Regions from separate parts of the Homo sapiens genome. Here region 1 is linked to region 2. A link is a contact called in ENCODE Hi-C or POLR2A ChIA-PET data. All regions are on one chromosome and are shown on one strand. The core of a region is the stretch at or near the end of the contact, and the rest is flanking DNA. Distances in the headings are between cores, read along the strand shown. Region 1 holds the start of BCAR3-AS1 (BCAR3 antisense RNA 1). Region 2 overlaps BCAR3 (BCAR3 adaptor protein, NSP family member).

Region 1 (3,917 bases), core at 1,091-3,590, 73 kb after region 2:
GGGCTTCAGATGACTTGAGGGCGAAAGGGAGAATCTCCATAACTAAGCAAAGTCAGCATCTTTTCTCATCCTAGGGTATTTGTTTACTGAATACCCAGTGCCTGATGTTTTCAGGCATTGCTCAAGGGCAGTGGGGAAAAAGTAGATGGATTTCTGTTTTCATGAAACTTACAGTCTAGTGGGAGGCAAGTCAGACAATAAACGAACAATAAAGCGTGGCCGAGTTGACAAACTGCATTCCACACTCAAGCTGTCTTCAGATGAAGCCGTACAATATTAATGATGGGAGCGGACGGTGTCAAACATCACCGTCTAAAGCCTGCAGGCACCCTGGACAGCCAGCGTCCGCATCTCTTTGATGCAAATTCCATCCTTCAGACACTCCCAAGTGAGTGTCTGCCCAGTGAGAAGGAGGGAGAAGTAAACAAATAGTAAGCCAGAGCCCCATCTAAAAATCAGCCCCTGAGTTACTCTTCAGCTAGCGCTCCTTATGGGCCAATGTGCAAAGAAGCACTAGAGGATGAGAATCTAGCCCTAAAATTCCAGGGCTTTGTTGTTGTTGTTGTTGTTGTTGTTGTTTGGTGGAAAAGGATTTGGAGCTATTTCTTTGCTGACGTGCAAAGTAGTGTAATAGGCCGGGCATGGTGGCTCACGCCTGTAATCCCAGCACTTTGAGAGGCCAAGGTGGGTGGATCGCTTGAGCCCAGGAGTTTGAGACCAGCCTGGGCAACATGGCAAAACCCTATCTCTAAAAAAAAAATTACAAAAATTAGCCAGGCATGGTGGCACGTGCCTGTTGTAGTCCTAGCTACCAGGGAGGCTGAGATGGGAGGATCGCTTGAGCCCAGGAGGTTGCTTGAGCCCAGGAGGCCAAGGCTACAGTGAGCTGAGATTGCACCACTGTGCTCTAGCACAGTGAGACCCTGTCTCAAAAAAAATAAAATAAATAAACATTTTTAAAAAGTAGTGTGATAAGTAATAATTTTGTGGCTCCCATGGGGGTTTGAAGGACAAGCTGGGAAACTTGGGAGAACCACAGGGACACAGCCTTTTTCTGTTCATGGGACTTTCAGCAAGCGGTTCCTGGTCAGCATGCCTGGTCTTGCTGGGAACTGGGCAGGTTTCCAGGTTCAGTTCACATGTTGTAAGCAGGCATGGTTCTAAATTAAACCTGGAGCCACCGCTGTCCACCCAGCACTCACTGCCATGGCCACTGTGCAACGCCGCAGACCACTGATTCTCAAACATCTGAGGTGAAGGACCAGGGTTGTCTTTTTAAATTTGTTTCACTTTCCTATCTGTCATAAAAATGAAATATTAGAAATGTGAAATAAAGACAGACTTCTGTTATTAGATTCAAGAGACATAAAATTGCTCTGTCCATTTGCCCTAAAAGTTTCTAAAGACTGACTCAATTCCTGAACATGAGTTTACCAACAGCAAAGAAGTTAGGGCCATCGCTACCAGCCCAAGGACTGTGCTTTGGGCCTCACTGCCCAGAGGCCCAGGATCTAAGGCCAGAAGGGAACAGCTGCCCTCCCCACGCTATGTCAGGACAGTCCTGAAGGAGAATGAGGAAGCTCTCCGCTGGGAAGAGAGCAGGCTGGGCTGCTGTGTCTTGCTGTCTGTACATCTCTCTGGCCCTTCCTGCCCAGCTGCTTGAGTAGACTGGTAAAAGGAACCTCTTGGTGGACTCTCCTACCATAGTCCCCATGTGCAGGTGAAAATTTTATTACATGGTTGCGGCCGGAGAAACGAAAGGTCACAGCTCTTTGTAATCATTATCCAGGCTCCCCTACCTGAATGCAGGCTGTAGCATAACTGGTTGGATTAGTGAAGCAGGCGGTCACCTCCAGCTGGCATGGCCTGGTGTGGCCTGGGCAGGGTGAGCTCATGGTTGACTCTGTGTTGCAGTTCTCCAAGGAGAGGCACATCATGGACAGGACCCCCGAGAAACTGAAGAAGGAGCTGGAGGAGGAGCTGCTCCTGAGCAGCGAGGACCTGCGCAGCCATGCCTGGTACCACGGCCGCATCCCCCGACAGGTACCTGGTCTTGTCCCTTCCAGAGCATACACGGCTGCTCTCAGGCAATGTACAGATTGATGACCCGCAGGGTCCCACTCCGAGGCCACATGGGCGGAAGCACCTGTGTAACCAAAAACAAATACTCTAAAAATGACTTCATTTAGACCCTTCTCTAAGAAGACCTTGGGAAGAGCTGAGGTCAAGAACCCAAAGCACACATCCACATGTTCAGGAAGTGAAGGGACAGCCAGCGCTCCTGGGGTCTGCAAGCACAGCGTTGTGGGAGGCAGCAGCCACAGAGTCAGTAACCGGAAGAACTAGGAGGGCGGGCTGTGGCCCAGGTAATTGAACTCTTGGCCAGCTGCCAGCAGCCTCAGACCATTTGCAGCCCCTCCTTCTCAAGGCAGTGGCTTAGCTTCGGGAGGAGAGAGGGCAGGTGGCCCAGATCAACAAGGCTGCCTCTGCCCCATTGAGCTGGCAGTTATTCACACTCTCCATCACTTCCCTACTGGATCCTGTGACCCAGAGGTGGGAAAAAAGGGGAATTAAACCCATGACCACAGACTCATGGCCCAGAATATACTTTGTGATCGTCATTTGGGTGATTGCCATAAATAATGTTTTTTCATTTAATACTGTAAAAATTGAAAAATAGAGTAAGTCTGCAGAATTGAGGCATAGAATTTCCCTTGGGTTTTTATTGTAAACCTGATCTGGCCAATCATTAACCAAGGACAACATGACAGGAAGTGTGTGGACAGGGGCTGGGGGGAAGGGCATCATGTCGTAAGTTTTTTTTCTTTTTTTTGAGACAGAGTCTTACTCTATCACCCAGGCTGGAGTGCAATAGCACAATCTCAGCTCACTGCAACCTCTACCTCCTGGGTTCAAGCGATTCTCCTGCCTCAGCCTCTCTGGTAGCTGGGATTACAGGTGTCCACCACCATGCCCTGCTAACTTTTATATTTTTAGTAGAGACGGGGTTTCACCATGTTGGCCAGGCTGGTCTCGAACTCCTGCCCTCAAGTGATCCACCCACCTCAGCCTCCCAAAGTGCTGGGATTACAGGCATGAGTCACTGTGCCCAGGCTTTTTTTTTTTTTTTTTTTTTTTTAATGTAGTAGATTTCTTGGCACAATCAAATAAATAATTATTATTCTGACTTTGTTTTTTTAAGTTTAAAATTGATTGTAGAAAACATAGATAGCAAAAAGAAGGAAATTAAACTCTTATCCATAATTCTCCTCATAATTCTCCTGGGGATAACCACGATGAATACTTTTGTGTACATACATCCTCCCGGGCTTTTTGAAATCAAGTATGAGATTGTACTACATATACTTTTTTGGTAGCCCATTCTACTCACTTACTATGTCCTGGGAATTTTCACCCACTGTAGAATATTCTTCTGCACCAGCCTACATTGTATGTCTGTCCACGGTATGCATGCACTACAATTTACTGGACACATAGGGTGTTTCTAATACTCTGACCAATATCCTTTAAGATTGCTGTGTTCATACCTACAATTATTTTCACAGGCTCAATTCTAAGAAGTGGCATTTCTATGTGAAAACATTTTTAAGGCAAAGATGCAATTTTAAAGTAACCATGGTAGCCTACTATTTTGACCTAACAGAAGTATACTGTTGATCAAATGTTGGAATGTTCCAGAAAAATTGTCAGAATTATAAAACCGATACTATCACCACCGTCCGTCTCCTTATCATGGTCATTACATTCGTTTACTACTTGCATGAGTATTAATTTTCAGTGATAAATCGTTCCAAACTGGATAACTGAACACTATAACCATAACCGTAATAACGAGTTATTGCTAACATTTTAGCCCCTTAAATCTTTGTAGCCATTCTATAGGTAATATTATCATT
Region 2 (3,866 bases), core at 376-2,875:
AAGATTTGATATAAAAAGAGAATATATTTCAGTAATAATTTTTATGTAACCGTGTTGAAATAATGTCTTTGAAATAGTAGGTTAAATAAAGGATTAAAATTAACTTCAGCTATTTTTTAAATTGACTATCAGAAAATTTAAAATTACCCATGTGGCTCACGTTGTGTTTTTATTGGCTAGCACTGGTCTAGATTTGGGTAAGGACTTCAGATTTTCTCTGTAGGGCAAAAGGAAATCTACCTTTAAAGGATTTTAAGCAAGGGAATGGCACGATCAGTTTTTAGAAGATTGCTTTGTCTCCCTGTGGAGGAGGATTGATGGAGAAGAGGATGAGGAGGGAAGGCAGGAGGTGGTTGTAAAAGTACAGGGAGCAGGTGGGGTTCTGCACTAGCGTGGTGGTAGAGGAGAGAAGTCTGTGGATTCGAGATATAGTTTGCAGGTACAGTCTGCCATATCTGCTGAGGTTTGGATATGGTGGGGTGGGGGAGAGGTATAGTCAAGCATGGCTCAGGCAGCTGGGTATATGGGATAGGGCATTTGCTGAGATAGGGAAGCTTGGGAGAGGACCAAGGCTTTATTTGTTTGGTTGATTGCATTTTCTTAGGGAAGGGGGTTATGGTAGATTGCTGAGAATCAGGACTTCTGTTTGGGGTTTGCTAAGTTTGAGATGCATGCATGTCTAAGTGGAGGTGTTAAACAGACAGGCGGTTGGAATTATGAGCCTGGAGCTCTGCAAAAAAGGTCTGGCCTGAAAGGTATAAAGTTAGGAGTCTGCACAGAAGTGAAATTAAAGCCATGGAAATGGATGCCATCGTCAAAGGAGAGATCTAGAGCTCTATGTAAAGAGTAAAGGGAAGGAACCCTAAGAACGACCTCAGAGGAATCCCAGCACAGTTTGTTCCAGGGAGTCAGCAGAGGAGGCCGAGTGCAGAGAAATAAGATAGGATATGGATAGATAGGATCTGGATAGGGTTGGTGTTCAAAAGAAGATTTTTTTTTTTTTGATGATAGAATTCAATAGGAGACTATCTTGCCATTTAAACTAAAGCATATTTTATCCACTACTTGATTTTTTTAAATAAGGCAGACATGTTTTCAGGGCCACCCTCCCTGGGGTCTGTGTCAGCAGCATGGTGATTATACTCCTGTGGTTTCTTCCCAGCGGTCCTGGACATTCCCCAAGGACCCTGTAGACAGAGGAGGTACATGGACACTGCAGTGTCTGCCTTTGCCTAAAGGGTGATGGCTGCTTTTTCAAGGTTTAGGTAGGTGGCCACGTTGAGGATGGGTGTCTGCCCGGGAAGACAGGTCAAGGGGATATGTTCCTTTATCTGGTAGGCAGAAGCCCTTCCTCTTAGAGGCTTGAGGACATTATCTCAAAACCATAGCATTTTTATTCTGCCTCTCGATTAGTTAGAAAAAGCCTTTACAAACACACTCTTTCAGAAGCCGGTAGGGAATGGGTGGGGGTGGGGTAGATGGGACTGGTGGGATTGGAGGAAGGGCAGATAGATAGCAGCCAAACAAAGCATCTGCTTTTATCAGAAGTGCTGTGTTTGAGCTTAGACAGCCTGAAGCCTGATGATTCACTGATGCCAGATCCTCTCTGCCTGCCAAGAGACATACTGGCCTTGATACGGTTTTTCTTGTTCTTACCCTATTCAATTTGACTGACTGCTGCCAAGTTAAAATTTCAACAGTGGCTTTTAGCTTCATGCTGTCACTAGAATTCTGCTGAGCCCAGGTTAACCCATGACTGGGTCAAGTTTTTATCAACCAGTACCACTGTGTATTAGTCTTGGATTCCTATATAGACTCACCATAGTGTAATATGCAGGATATTTAAATGATGCTGTTTTAACATGATTAGGGAAACTGCCTGAAAAAGGAGTTGAATTGCCATTCTTTTCATGAACACAGTCATCAGGCATTGCAATGTTTTCAGATAAGATAGACACTGACTCATAGAAAAGTAGGAACTGGGCCAGGCGCGGTGGCTCACGCCTGTAATCCCAGCACTTTGGGAGGCCGAGGTGGGCGGATCACCTGAGGTCAGGAGTTCGAGACAAGCCTGACCAACATGGAGAAACCTTGTCTCTACTAAAAATACAAAATTAGCTGGGCGTGGTGGTGCATGTCTGTAAGTCCAGCTATTTGAGAGGCTGAGGCAGGAGAATCGCCTGAACCCAGGAGGCAGAGGTTGCAGTGAGCCGAGATCCTGCCATTGCACTCCAGCCTGGGGCAACAAGAGCAAAACTCCGTCTCAAAGTAAAAAGAAAAGTAGGAACTCGCTGTTGAAATGAAAGAACCAGGCATTTTAGAAGTAATCAGGCCTTAGAATCTCTGACAGCCAGGGAGGGAAATGTGTTCTTGTCTATAGTCTACCCTAGACTGTAAGAAAAAGGATTCCCAAGGTCGAGGTACATGATAAACACAATCCCATGGCCTCAAGTTTAAAAAGAGAAACACAGTTCAGGACAATTAAAAACAATGCTGTGACCCCAGTTCCAAAGGAGGAAGAGGTATGTGGCCATCCAGATAGCTCTTCTGTTTAAGGATGTGAATGAAAGACTGACTCCAGTCTGAACCTGCTCCTTTAAAGGATTCCCCCAGTGTGGTAATGAGGAGCCAGGGCCACTTTGATGTATTCATTCACAAGTATGTTGAACTTTGGTGTGCCAGGCTTTATGCTAGGTGCTGGAGATTCAAAGACAGAAAGGCCAGGTCTTTGTGCATGTAAGGAGCCCTCAGAGGAAGGATGCCCATTTGAACTACCTCTCCTTAGCAGCACCTGTTCTCCATCTTCTTTGCAACTGACCTAATTTCTCATCCACGGTATAGCCCTTTGTATTGCTCCACTGGATTGATAAGCAATCCTGCCTTTCCTGACCTCTGACCTTAACATCTTTCCAGGTATCATGTTACTTTTTCTCCTTGACTTGCTGACTGCAGGTGGCACTTTCTAGATAACCCTTTCCTTTGGACCTGCCTTCTCTGTGCTGCCACTTCCTCTGTGCTTTCCTGACCTTGGACCCTGAGCCAGACCCAGGGAAGGTCGGGTCATGCAACCAAGGTCCATATCAGAGGGTGGCTCTGGGCTGTAAAGAAACAGAGTGCAGAGTGAAAAGAGGATTGTGAAAAATGTGAAGGGTAACAAAAGGGCTTTCAGAAGTTATGTTTGGAACAATAAGACCAAAGAGAGGGGCTTGTGAGAGAAACCAAACTGCTAAGCTTCTGTTCAGCTTGCATTTTTTTCCATCAAGAAATGACTTCTCTGACTGGAAAGGGTAGGATAAATGTGAAGCAAGAATCGCTGGCCTGGAGTAGATGAGGCCATGACAAGAGACTCTAATGCCACCCGATAAGGTGAAGCCCCAAAGTCCAAGAAGACTGAGGGAGTGTGAGACTGAGATCATCAAATCATGTGATGTTGGAGGAATAATGGAGTAACAAGAACTACAGGAAGGATGCAGGTGGATACATAGTTTAATTTTTAAAAAAGGATTTAGAGAGAGAAAAGCTACAAAATGATAAGCTTGACATCGATCTCAGGAAATATTCTATTATAAAGTGGATTATCAAGACAACGATTTTTGAATACTTGATAAAGGAAGCAGTCATCGTTAGTAGCTATCAGGGCTTTGCTAAAAGCCAGTCATACCAGATTAACTTTAGTTCCTGGGGTTACTTGGTTGGAAGCTTAGAAGAATGTTGAGAAGGCATGCATGCAAATCAGTCACTGGTGCTATCCGTGGGGTGAGGAAAATTCAGGCTAGATGATAATACAGGAAGCACGCTGGAGGCTGTGTCCCCTGTTTTCATCAGTTAAAAAAATCTTCTAGACAATAATATTGGCATACAGATCA

Evidence for each region. Hi-C counts contacts between places; a loop is a spot of excess contacts on that map. ChIA-PET counts read pairs that join two places held with the same protein, here RNA polymerase II (POLR2A). Pooled maps may share reads with other maps.
Region 1: a loop to region 2 is called in a map with no recorded cell type, with 4 times the contacts of the local background. The contact joins the promoter of BCAR3-AS1 here to the enhancer-like site in region 2. A Hi-C loop is called at or near these places in 1 of 37 single-sample maps with no recorded cell type and 1 of 50 pooled maps. POLR2A ChIA-PET finds 5 or more read pairs at or near these places in 3 of 52 experiments (AG04450, H1 and PC-9).

The regions. Positions count from the first base shown.
Region 1 is chr1:93,590,391-93,594,307 of GRCh38, reverse strand. BCAR3-AS1 (BCAR3 antisense RNA 1) reads right to left here and starts at 2,340. Exons shown (of 4, transcript NR_034091.1): 1 at 1,800-2,340. It overlaps BCAR3 (BCAR3 adaptor protein, NSP family member), which reads left to right. Exons shown (of 12, transcript NM_003567.4): 4 at 1,915-2,043. RefSeq lists enhancers at 1,978-2,137, 1,644-2,144.
Region 2 is chr1:93,662,535-93,666,400 of GRCh38, reverse strand. The region is part of intron 2 of BCAR3 (BCAR3 adaptor protein, NSP family member); the gene reads left to right. Among named protein-coding and RNA genes, the nearest start is that of BCAR3, 17 kb to the left of the region's middle. RefSeq lists an enhancer at 3,317-3,866. Within about 2 kb of position 1,625, at least 13 of the 41 ENCODE cell types and tissues checked have a DNase peak (open chromatin) inside an H3K27ac peak, as active enhancers do; they include PC-9, where a contact is called at or near this core.